Regions from separate parts of the Homo sapiens genome. Here regions 1, 3 and 4 are each linked to region 2. The links are chromatin contacts, found by Hi-C or POLR2A ChIA-PET in ENCODE. All regions are on one chromosome and are shown on one strand. Each heading gives the region's core, a stretch centred on a gene start or an enhancer-like site at or near the end of the contact. The rest is flanking DNA. Distances are from core to core; before and after follow the strand shown.

Region 1 (2,917 bases), core at 418-2,917, 210 kb before region 2:
TAAGCCCACCTCCCCTGCTCTCCTTCCCAGCATTGAGCCCTTGGTTGCCTGGGCCCAGGCTGGGGGTTTTCAGTATTTGTAAGCATTTCAGCAGAACAATAAAGCCTTTGGACTACGGAAGTGAGTGGAAGGCCGGTGTGGGGCTTGGCGCTGAGGCACTTGGGGATAGGTCTTCCCTCCAGAGCAGGATTTCCACCCTATTCAAGGTTCCAGGAGGGAGCTAGGCCCCTACCCATGACCTCCAGGTCGTGACCCTGCCCTCCACTTCGCTCTGAGGACAGGCTGGGAGGTAGGAGGGCATGAAGAGGCAGGGGAAGGCAGGAACTGGTGCAGAGGTTTAATGGGGCAGGAGCTGGGGCCAGGTGAGGAGAGGAGGGCTGTCACCATGGCAGGAGGCTGAGCAGGAGGCTGGGCAGAAGGGTGGCCGCCAGGCAGTGGGGCTCCAGGAAAGCCAGCTTGGCCCCTGAGGTCAGCCGGTCACCATAGCGGTCCAGCAGCATCAGGACCACGCCATTCGTCCAGCCAAATCCCTCCTGGGAGAGGCAGGGCAGTGGGGCCAGTTTCTGGGGAAGCCTCATACCCTTGGTGGGGGCTGTGGGCTCTCTCCCCAGGGGCACTGGCCCTGCCTAACCCCAGCGGTACAGGAAGCACCAGTCAGCTCCTCCCCCGGGCCCACATGCAGGTGAGCACACTGAGGCCTGGGGCGGGGGTCATGAGCAGCAGAGTTCAGGAGTTCCCTGGTGTTGGCCAGCCCACCCCTGGCCTGCTCACCTGAACTTCATATTCTCCTCCCCCACCGGGCTGTCCACCGTTGCTGACGTCATACTGGGGACAAGCGGGTGGGCTGTATGTCAGGTACTGCCCCCCAGCTCCAGGAACAACAAACAACCAGAGCCCCTGGGGAGAAGCTGCTCTGCCTGCCCAGCAGCCCCTGCAGTGCTCAGGAGTGGCCACTGGGACAGCCTGGGGGTGCAGGGAGGGCTTGGGCCAGCTCACCTTCTCATACATGGCTGACTTCTGCGAGTAGACATCAAAATTGGTTCGGATCCAATTCTGAGCCAGCTGGAAAGCCACTTCCTGGGCCCGACGTAAAGGTGCCTTGGCCAGGCCTAGACCCCATTGCAGGCAGGACTCAACCTCCAGGTCTCCCATCCCAGACAGAGCAGTGGCTGCACCCTACTCTCCCCAAGGAGGGAAAGAGGCCTGGGCCCTAAGACTTCCTTCCTGAGACCACAGGCCAAACTGCCCTTAATCGACGGCCCTGGTTTGAAGGGCGAACAGGACTGATTGCACTGGACAGGCTGGGTGGACATAAGTGTCAAGTGGAGGCCAGGAGAGCAGAGGAGCGAGAGAAAGGATACGGGGCCTCTTGTGTCTTTTGTTCATGCCTCCCCAGCACCAGGGAGGCCCACCTCTACACCCTGGGAAGGGTCCTTGGCTGTGTCAGCCCTGCCTCCCTACCTCTGATGACCAGGTCCTGCAGGGGGGCCCAGGCATTGGGGAAATCCCACTGCTGGCCTGTCTTCTGGAGAGAGGTCGGGATCCCATACTGGTAAGTCAGGATCCGGTTGTCCTAGAAGGTCCCAGACATTCCCATGACTGTGGGTGGGGCTGGACTGGGAGCCAGGACAGGACGCTGGACCCCGCGGGAAGCCAGACGTCCCCTTCCTGGCTCTTCTTTTCTCGGCTCACAGCTGCCCCCCGGTGGCTCTGGTGGGACCCGCAGGCTGGGACAAGGGGCATAGCCGGAGGAAGCGCCCTCCCCTGCAGGTCCTGTTCAGGGTCGGGAGGGGGCGGTGCTGCCTGCAGTGGACCCGAGCCACCTGCTGTGCCCTCACCTCCAGGTATTTCAGAGCCTTGTCCGCCACGCCAGGGTCAGAGAAACACCCGGCCCAGAGTGGAGTGAGGTTGGATGGGTAAAACTCCCGGTTTTTCTTCTTCTTCTCAAGGTCGTAATCGAACCAGGCTCCGGTCTGCTCATCCCACAGGACTGTGTTCAGGGCGGCCAAGCGCTGCGACCGCAGGATTCTGTACTTCGTGGCCTGGGAGTCGTTCCCTGGGGCAGTGCTGCCTTTAGAGCCAGCAGCCAGTGCCCTGCCTGCTGCCCCAGGCTTTTTTCGTGGTTCTACTTTAGCCTCCCCGCTTTGTGTTTCTCTGCAAAGGCTGAGACACCCTGATGACCAAGGGGATGTGCCGATCTGGAGCCCACCACATTTCTGGCCTATGGCCCCGCACTGCTCCCAGGGAACCACTGGAGCTGATCTGTCCCCAGGGTCTCCAGGGTCTATCCTCCCAAGGGTACTGGCTGGGTGGATTCCCCTAGCTCTTAGGGGGTCAAGGGCAGCTGTCTGAGGGAGAGGGAGTGGAAGGATTTTGGATGCGTGGACTAGGGTTCCCCTCACAGACCCTAGAGACCCTCACAGTAAGAAAGGGAGGAAGAGAGGATTAGGGTTGGCTCCGTTTGTTCTCTTGTCTGGTACGCAAATGTGAGTGCAGGCTTCCACTAGGGCGGGGCTCGACAGGCTAAGTTGCTGAAGGCCTGTCACACAAGGGTCCTACTTCCAGTTCTATTGCCAAGCCTGAGCAGGAAACCAAGCTCCCTGCTTTCCCTTCCCTACTGGGGTGCTCACCCAGCCTGGAATAGAAGTTGCTCATCAGCTCCTCTGCTTGGCATAGGAAGGCATTCAGGTCAACAGGCACCAGTTTGCTTGTTCGGATGCCGCTAAGCGAGTTGGGGTTTGGGCCTCCAATGAGCCAGCGTGAAGAGAAGTCCCAGCCAGACTCAGCCCCAGCCTTGAGCTCAGCCCACAGAGCCTCCCGGTCTCCTGTGAGGACAGAGCAGGGAACCAGCCAGTCCCGGCTGCAGGATAGGCAGCCATTGACAGGAGACCAGAGCCTGACACAGCAGGTGTGCAGC
Region 2 (2,778 bases), core at 97-2,596:
GGAAGAAGCTTTCATTAACAGTTACAAGCCAGGCACAGTGGCTCATGCCTGTAATCCCAGCACTTTGGGAGGCCGAGTCGGGTGGATCACTTGATGTCAGGAGTTTGAGACCAGCCTGACCAACATGGTGAAACCCTGTATCTACTAAAAATACAAAAAAATTAGCCAGGCATGGTGGCGGGCACCTGTAATCCCAGCTACCTGCGAGGCCGACGCAAAAGAATTGCTTGAACCGGGATGGCGCCACTGCACTCCAGCTTGGGCAACAGAGTGAGACTCTGTCTCAAAAAAAAAAAAAATTGGTTACAGATTACACCTTGTTTTCTTTAAAGCCTTTAAAGAAAGTGTAATCTGTAACTATTAATAAAAGCTTCCCAAACAACGAAACTGTTTACTTTCCCGCGCAGGCTCAGGTTGCCTCCAGCTAAACACAAATGTGGGGGCTGGAGAAAGGCCTGGAGAGCTCCCAGCGCCCTCTGAGACATGGCTCCAGGTCACACAGCCCAAAGCCTTGGCCTGTTTTGTACGTGGACGGGGCAAAGAGAACACCCTCGCCGCTTCTCTCTGCCTTTAGCAGGGCTGTAGGAAACCCCCACCAGAGACCTCCAGCTTGGAGAGGAAAGAGTGGAACAGCCCTCTGGAAGCAAGTTACCCACAGGTTTAGTTTGCCTGGAGAGAAACAGGCCGGAGAGAGACTGCGGCCTCCCTAGGGTCTTCTGACGGCAAATTCCTCCAGCTCAGTGGCTGCTGGGCAGCAGCACAGCCGGTTTCTCTCAAGGGCACACCCCACACACCGCGTCACTGTGCACTAGCCTCAGATGACAGACAAGCCTTTCACAAGACTTTTGTGGCACTGTTCATTTCTGAGACCTTCTCTATGATGAGCTCAAACTGCTTACCTCAGAGAAGAAACTGCGTGCACAGAAAGCTGCTGAGGCCAGCTTGGGGCCCCTTCTTTCCTGTCCCTGGGCACTTCCCTGGCTGCTCTCTTTCCCCACTGCCCAGCCCAAGGAGTCCCCTCTGCAGCTGACCCGGGTTCAGCCTCCAGAACAGCGAGTTCCACAGCCCTGAAGCCTGGCCATCGTCCCTTTTCTGGACACTGGACTGGTTCATAGGGCTCAGTGCCCTGCGGCTTTCTCCTCCCCACCACAGGCCTGGGAGGGGCAAGAAGCACCAGTTTGTTTTCTGGGTCAGCCTGCAGCAAAGAGCGACTGCCCTCACCGACAAGCTGAGCCTCTCTCCCAGCAGCACCCCCACAGTAGCCAGCAGGGGACCCTGGAGGATCGTGGAGCTGGATCACCACCCAGAAGACATGAATTCCTCTTGTCCAGAGGCAGAACAACAGCAACAGCAGCCACTTATGCTCCTGTAGTTTCCAGAGCACCTTGCTTAATCGGAAGTAGGATGTTACACTCCAGAGACTACTGATTTACATATCACACATGTGCTCATCCATCCATTCACCAAACCTCTGTTGACTGCTCGCGCTGCCCTGCGTTCCTGGCACTGTGCAGGGTTATAATCTAGTAGGAAAGACCTGACAAGGTCACAGATGTCAGTACTGAAAGGAAGAGTAGGGTAGATGGCCACCCCACCCCCACCCCAACCTCAAAAAAGAGACTAAAAAATTACTGTCACTTGTGTAATTCATCAACAAACTTTACTGAGCACCTAATAGGCACTGAGTGTTTTCGTGTATTGATCACGCATTGATCCTCACAATAACCTTTGAGATGGGTTGTGCCATTTACACAGGGCGAAGAAGAGAGACTGGCCACTGTCACACAGCTACTGATATCCAAGCTGAGATCCAAAGCTCCTCTGCTTCTCCTGATGAGAATGAGCACCACAGGCAGGCCACAGAAAAACACCCAGGAGAGCCAAACTCAGACCCACCCCAGATTTCCCACCCCACCCTCCACTGGCTCCAACCTCACTCCCTCTTCATTCATTCAGCCAGTCTGTCAAACACAGTTATTGTACTCCTGTGGGGTGCAAAGCTCTTGAGGAAAGGGGAGGAAGGAAGAATCATAAATGGCTTTGTCACCCAAAGGCTGTGATATGGGCTTAGTGCGGAAATTAGAGTATCACTTATCAGCGTTGGGGCTGCCAGGGTTCAAAAAATACAGGTTAAGGGTGCCCGATCTCACCTTTGCGTTGTGGGTGGCCGGGGCGCAACGGTTTAACCTTGAATTTAGCAGGAGTCTCTTTGTACGAGAAAAGGGGCACCTGAGAATGGGCCCTTGAGGAGTAATTTAGGCTTTTCGGTCAATCCAGAGGAATATTATGGGAAAGGGCCGCGCCCGAATTCCCAGGAACTGGAGAAATCTTTAAGCAGAGGGGGTGGAGGGCACCAAAAAGAGGGAACGCTACTGGGGTTCAACTGGCTGGAGGACAGTGCACCCCCAATGGGGGAACCAAGAAATAAATTTGGGAAAAAACAGTAGACAATCTATAAAATTTTTTTTTTTTTTTTTTGAGACGGAGTCTCGCTCTGTCACCCAGGCTGGAGTGCAGTGGCGCGATCTCGGCTCACTGCAATCTCTGCCTCCTGGGTTCAAGCAATTCTCCTGCCTCAGCCTCCTGAGTAGCTGGGACTACAGGCATGCACCACCATGCCTGGCTAATTATTGTATTTTTAGTAGAGACGGGGGTTTCACCATGTTGGCCAGGCTGGTCTCGATCTCTTGACCTCGTGATCCGCCCACCTCGGCCTCCCAAAGTGCTGGGATTACAAGCATGAGCCACCGCGCCCGGCTGACATTCTATAAATATTTA
Region 3 (2,794 bases), core at 270-2,769, 150 kb before region 2:
TGCGTGCCTGTAGTCCCAGCTTCTCAGGAGGCTGAGGCAGGAGAATTGCTTGAACCCAGGAGGCAGAGGTTGCAGTGAGCTGAGATCACACCACTGCACTCCAGCCTGGTGACAGAGCAAGACTTCGTCTGAAAAAAAAAAAAAAGTTTATTTTGCAAAGGTTAAGCAGGGCCCATGGCACAGTCTCAGGAGGCCCTGATGACATGTGCCCAGGGTGGTCAGAATACAGCTGAAGTGGGCGGATCACCTGAGGTCAGGAGTCCAAGACCAGCCTGACCAACATGGAGAAACCCTGTCTCTACTAAAAATACAAAATTAGCCGGGCATGGTGACACATGCCTGTAATCCCAGCTACTCAGGAGGCTGAGGCAGAAGAATCGCTTGAACCCAGGAGGCAGAGGTTGTGGTGAGCCGAGATCACACCATTGCACTCCAGCCTGGGCAACAACAGCAAAACTCTGTCTCCAAAAAAAAAAAAAAAAAAAAAAAAAAAAACAGTTATCAGTAAAAAAGGAATGTCTGGGTTATGATAAGTGGATGTGGAGATCAAGGTTTTATCATGTAAATGAAGCCTCCATGTAGCAGGCTTCAGAGAGAATAGATTGTAAATGTTTCTTATCAGAGGTAAGGTTTGTGTTGATGTTGATGCTGGAGGGATAATGAGGCATGTCCAACCTCCTTTTCTATCATGGCCTGAACTAGTTTTTCAGGTTAACTTTGGAATGTCTTTGGCCAAGAGGAGGGGTCCATTCAGATGATTAGGGGGGCCTTAGAATTTTATTTTTTATTTACAGCCCCCAAACCCACATCTGCCCCTGCACACAGTGACTGCCCCCGTTACCCTGGGGAATGGCTGCAGATCCCTCTGTGCATATGGGGTGGGAGGGTGAGGGCGTGGGGAAGAGTCACAGGTTACCTGTGGCACATTGCAGGGTCCTTCCCAAAGGGGCCTGGCCTGTCTCAGGCCACAGGCCCTGGATCCCTGCACTAGCTTAGCTCTGAGGCCTGTGTAAAAGGTTGTGAAACCACACTGCAGTGACTTGATTTTCAGGGTTGCCCCATCTTTTGGCTTCCCTGGGCTGCTCTGGAAGAAGAATTGCCTTGGGCTGCACATAAAATACACTAACGATAGCTGATGAGCTAAAAAAAAAAAAAAAATCACAAAAAAATCTCATGATGTTTTAAGAAAGTTTGAGAATTTGCATTGGGCCGCATTCAAGGCTGTCTCGGGACACATGCACTCTGTGGGCTGTGGGTTGGACAAGCTTGATTTAGGTTTTGTTCCACCAGACTGGAGTGTTTCATCCTGCCTGTGTCTAGCAGCATGTTAGAAGGCTGCATTCTCTTAGCAGAGACCCTGTGATTGAGACAGAGCAGGATTCCTCCTTAGAGGCCTGTGGCTGCTCCCCCGACCACCCCAGCATGGAAATAAAACAAAAACCTTGAGTTCCTTCCTTCAAGGGAAATTCCAGGCACCTAGCTGACCTTGAGAAGTAAATGAGCAACTTGATAAGCCAGAAAGTGTGAAAGGAAGAATAAAATCTTGGGAGCCCAAATTCACTATGCCAAAAAGGAAAAGTTAAGTGTGGAAGCTGAGTCACGGGAGGGGGCGGGAACAAGTGCCTTTCCTTTTGTTTCTAAACTGATAGCTGCAGATGGAAGGCCACAGGTGGCCTCCTTCACCCTGACAATGTAAATTAACAGCTTATCTTTGCAGGCGGGGGATGAGGGTAGGTAAGGGACAAGAGGAGACTAGAAATCATCGTCCCCACCCACTCCAAGATAAATGCATATTTGACTGTTTCCTGTACTCTGTTTATTTTGTCTTATGTAAAGTGCCAATTTACCATGTGAGATGAATACAGAATTGACTGTTCCTTTTACCCCCCGCCCCCACCCCCTTTTTTTTTTTTCTTTTTTTGAGACGGAGTCTTGTTCTGTCACCCAGGCTGGAGTGCAGTGGTGTGATCTTGGCTCACTGCAACTTCTGCCTCCCGGGTTCAAGCGATTCTCCTGCCTCAGCCTCCCCAGTAGCTGGGATTACAGGCGTGCATCACCACGCCTGGCTAATTTTTGTATTTTTATTAGAGATGGGGTTTCGCCTTGTTGGCCAGGCTGGTCTCAAACTCCTGACCTCAGGTGATCCTCCCACCTCGGCCTCCCAAAGTGCTGGGATTACAGGCGTGAGCCACCGTGCCCGGCCTTCTACTCCCTTTTTTTCCTGTGCAACATGTGGATTCAGTGAGCTTAAACAAAGCCGCAAAACAAAGTGACCATATCCTCCCTCTTTTTTTTTTTTTTAATGTTCCCTTTCCCCTCCTGCCTGCTTTTTCCCCTTTACTTTTTATTTTTATTTTTTGAGATGGCGTCTCTCTCTGTCACCCAGGCTGGAGTGCAATAGCGTGATCTTGGCTCACTGCAACCTCCGCCTCCCAGGTTCAAGCGATTCTCCTGCCTCAGCTTCCTGAGTAGCTGGGATTACAGGTGCATGCCACCACACTCGGCTAATTTTTGTATTTTTAGTAGAGACAGGGTTTCACCATGTTGGTCAGGCTAGTCTCAAACTCCTGACTTTGTGATCCAGCTGCCTCGGCCTCCCAAAGTGCTGGGATTACAGGCCTGAGCCACTGTGCCCGGCCACTTTCATGCACGTCCGTGTAAAGAGACCACCAAACAGGCTTTGTGTGAGCAATAAAGCTTTTAATCACTTGGGTGCAGGCAGGCTGAGTCCAAAAAGAGAGTCAGTGAAGAGAGATAGGGGTGGGGCCATTTTATAAGATTTGGGTAGATAAAG
Region 4 (2,873 bases), core at 186-2,685, 190 kb before region 2:
TTCCTGCCACAATTCTGCTTACACATCACCTCCTCAGAGACACCGTCCCTCCCCATCCTCTCTAACACACCCTCTGCTCACCCACACCAGCGGGCCCTAACTTCTCTCTACTTCAAACTGTGCTTCTGTTACTGTTTTGCTTCTATTATTATTATTATTATTATTTGAGATAGAGTTTTGCTCTTGTTGCCCCGACTGGAGTGCAATGGCATGATCTTGGCTCACTGCAACCTCCACATCCCAAGTTCAAGCGACTCTCCTGCCTCAGCCTCCCGAGTAGCTGGGATTACAGGCGTGCGCCACCATGCCCGGCTAATTTTGTATTTTTCATAGAGATGGGGTTTCACCATGTTGGCCAGGCTGGTCTCGAACTCCTGACCTCAGATGATAGCTCCCACCTTGGCCTCCCAAAGTGCTGGGATTACAGGCATGAGCCACCGTGCCCAGCTGTTTTTCTTCTATTATTATTGTTCTTGCAGGAGCTGGTAAAGTGGCTGATGTGGCCACAGCTCCATAAATCCATGTGGAACGAAGGGTGGACATCGCCTGAGTCCAGGAGACAGGACAGGGTCACTCATCTCTGTCCCTGGTGATGGAAACTCAGGCTCAGGAAAGAGCCTTGACCTGCCCTGGGTCACAGAGAGAATATGAGGGTCAGGGCTCAAGCCCAAGTGCTGTCTTCAGGCCCTTAGGCTGCCTCTCACACCCAGACTAGGAAGCTGGAGCAGAAAGTTTGCTAGAACAATCCTGAGAAGAGGCCTGCACAGTTCAAGGGGCAGCTTGGAGGAGGAGAGGAAGGGAGGGCGGGCTCTGGCCAGCAGGCTCTTGGACCTCAGGCCAGGCTCTGGCAGCTGCGTCTGGTATCAGGACTGCAGGTCCCGACAGGGGGCGGTGGCTCACGCTTGTATTCCCAGCACAGTCGCCAAGCCTAATGTCCCTTCCAACGGTGGAAAATTTTGGTAAAAATCAATGACAGGCTGGGCGTGGTGGTGCATGCCTGTGATTCCAGCTACTCAGGAGGCTGAGGCACGAGAATCTCTCGAACCCGGGAGGTCTAGGCTGCAGTGAGTGGAGATGGTGCCACTGTACTCCATCTGGACGACCGAGCAAGACTCTAACAACAACAACAAAAAAAACGGACTGCAGGTGCAGTGCCCAGCACAGAGCCTGCTACATAGGAATTCTCATTTTCTTCTCTTCCCTACTCTTTCCTTCCTTTATAATCTCTTCCTTTCCCTCTGAAGTACCGACCCCAGAGCTTGAGATCTCATCCCAGCCTCCCTCTTATTGCCATCCTCCCCTGCTGCCTTCCCCACACCCCTACCTCTCACAGGGTGGGGGTAGGGCCTCCTGGGACCCCAGTCCCAGCCCCAGCAGCAGTAGCAGGCACAGCTCCCAGGTCCTCCCTGGCATGGTGGCTGTGACTGTGACTGAATGAGCAAGCCCAGGCACCTTCGGCTTGCTGGGCACAGCCTGGCTCACCTGCCTGTCCAAGTCGGCCAAAGTCCAGCCTTTGAGGCGTGGCCACCTGAGGGGACGTGTGCTTGGTCTGTGTGTGGCCCGCTTGCCCCTCCTGCTCTCAGGGCACAGTGGCCACCTCCCTTGCTTCTACTTTGCCTCTTCTATTTCACAGTCTCAGCTGGTGCCAATGGCTCAGGCCCTTCCCTCAGAGCATGGTGGTGGGGGTGGGGAGTGGGCACCCAAAGGCCAGGGACACAGTCGAGGCCACACACCTGTAACCTGGATGCCAGGTTCCTTGGGTGGCCCCAAGACCACCAACCTCAGAGAGTTACCATTTCCCTTAACATTTCAAATGGAATGGCTCAAGATCCTGTCCCTGGTGTGGTGTGAAATTCAGGGCCTCTCACTGTTATCTGCAAGAGATACAGCGGAAGCACAGGACAGTAGAACCATTCTGTCTGGGGAGGACTAAGGGAGACCCACAATAGTGTGTCATTTGTAATGAGTCTTTTTTTTTTTTTTTTTGAGACTGAGTCTCACTCTGTCGCTAGGCTGGAGTGCAGTGGCGTGATCTCAGCTCACTGCCACCTCCGCCTCCCGGGTTCAAGCAATTCTCCTGCCTCAGCATCCTGAATAGCTGGGACTACAGGTGCCCGCCACCACGCCCAGCTAATTTTTGTATTTTTAGTAGAGACGGGGTTTCACTGTGTTGGCCAGGATGGTCTCAATCTCTTGACCTCATGATCTGCTCGCCTTGGCCTCCCAAAGTGCTGGGATTACAGGCGTGAGCCACTGCGCCAGTCCTAATGAGTCTTGATGACCGCATAGGAGTTTGCCAAGGGAAATGGGCTGGAGACCACTACAATGTATGCAGAGCATGTGAAGAGAAGAGCAAACCCCTCAGCCTAGCTGCAGAGAACTTGGTGTTCATGCAGGGAAGGGTTTTGAGATAGACTGGAGGAACATGTTGGCACCAGTCTGGAAATGGTCTTTGCCAAGCCAAGGAATGTAATTCCTTGTAATTCCCCAAAGTGGAACCAGCAGAGAAGTTTGTGAGCTTAAGAAGCAGATTCAGGCTGGGTGCAGTGGCTCATGCCTGTAATCCCACCACTTTGGGAGGCCGAGGCGGGTGGATCACCTGAGGTCAGGAGTTCAAGACCAGCCTGGCCAACATGGTGAAACCCCGTCTCTACAAAAATACAAAAATTAGCTGGGCATGATGGCGGGTACCTGTAATCCCAGCTCCTCAGGAGGCTGAGGTGGGAGAATCGCTTGAACTCGGGAGACAGAGGTTGTAGTGAGCCGAGATCATGCCACTGCACTCCAGCCTGGGCGACAGAGTAAGTCTCTGTCTCAAAAAAAAAAAAAAAAAAAAAAAAGCAGATTCGGTTACTTTAGGAGGCTCATCCCCT

The links. A loop is a pair of places that touch in the nucleus more often than their neighbours do. ChIA-PET counts read pairs that join two places held with the same protein, here RNA polymerase II (POLR2A). Pooled maps may share reads with other maps.
Region 1: a loop to region 2 is called in a pooled map, with 3 times the contacts of the local background. The contact joins two enhancer-like sites. A Hi-C loop is called at or near these places in 5 of 50 pooled maps. POLR2A ChIA-PET finds 5 or more read pairs at or near these places in 4 of 52 experiments (OCI-LY7, Panc1, WTC11 and 1 more).
Region 3: a loop to region 2 is called in a pooled map, with 1.9 times the contacts of the local background. The contact joins two enhancer-like sites. A Hi-C loop is called at or near these places in 1 of 168 maps with a recorded cell type or tissue (adrenal gland) and 2 of 50 pooled maps. POLR2A ChIA-PET finds 5 or more read pairs at or near these places in 5 of 52 experiments (BJ, CD4-positive, alpha-beta T cell, CD4-positive, alpha-beta memory T cell and 2 more).
Region 4: a loop to region 2 is called in a pooled map of adrenal gland, with 2.1 times the contacts of the local background. The contact joins the promoter of TREH here to the enhancer-like site in region 2. A Hi-C loop is called at or near these places in 8 of 168 maps with a recorded cell type or tissue (CD4-positive, alpha-beta T cell, CD8-positive, alpha-beta T cell, OCI-LY7 and 3 more), 26 of 37 single-sample maps with no recorded cell type and 17 of 50 pooled maps. POLR2A ChIA-PET finds 5 or more read pairs at or near these places in 17 of 52 experiments (CD4-positive, alpha-beta T cell, CD4-positive, alpha-beta memory T cell, CD8-positive, alpha-beta T cell and 12 more).

What each region holds. Positions count from the first base shown.
Region 1 is chr11:118,657,909-118,660,825 of GRCh38, forward strand. TREH (trehalase) reads right to left here. Exons shown (of 15, transcript NM_007180.3): 10 at 2,631-2,825; 11 at 1,839-2,056; 12 at 1,462-1,573; 13 at 997-1,109; 14 at 772-825; 15 at 1-533. The coding sequence ends at 381. PHLDB1 (pleckstrin homology like domain family B member 1) reads left to right here. Exons shown (of 23, transcript NM_001144758.3): 23 at 1-120. Among named protein-coding and RNA genes, the nearest start is that of MIR6716, 15 kb to the left of the region's middle. RefSeq lists enhancers at 524-1,073, 732-1,026, 1,074-1,623. Within about 2 kb of position 1,668, at least 11 of the 41 ENCODE cell types and tissues checked have a DNase peak (open chromatin) inside an H3K27ac peak, as active enhancers do.
Region 2 is chr11:118,869,470-118,872,247 of GRCh38, forward strand. No RefSeq gene overlaps it. Among named protein-coding and RNA genes, the nearest start is that of CXCR5, 13 kb to the right of the region's middle. RefSeq lists silencers at 592-641, 652-741 and an enhancer at 1,172-1,251. Within about 2 kb of position 1,347, at least 33 of the 41 ENCODE cell types and tissues checked have a DNase peak (open chromatin) inside an H3K27ac peak, as active enhancers do; they include CD4-positive, alpha-beta T cell, CD8-positive, alpha-beta T cell, OCI-LY7 and 3 more, where a contact is called at or near this core.
Region 3 is chr11:118,714,391-118,717,184 of GRCh38, forward strand. All of the region lies in intron 2 of LOC124902766 (endogenous retrovirus group K member 7 Env polyprotein-like), which reads right to left. Among named protein-coding and RNA genes, the nearest start is that of TREH, 36 kb to the left of the region's middle. RefSeq lists enhancers at 1,206-2,011, 2,012-2,794. Within about 2 kb of position 1,520, at least 6 of the 41 ENCODE cell types and tissues checked have a DNase peak (open chromatin) inside an H3K27ac peak, as active enhancers do.
Region 4 is chr11:118,678,215-118,681,087 of GRCh38, forward strand. TREH (trehalase) reads right to left here and starts at 1,436. Exons shown (of 15, transcript NM_007180.3): 1 at 1,325-1,436. The coding sequence starts at 1,413. RefSeq lists enhancers at 666-1,327, 1,328-1,987.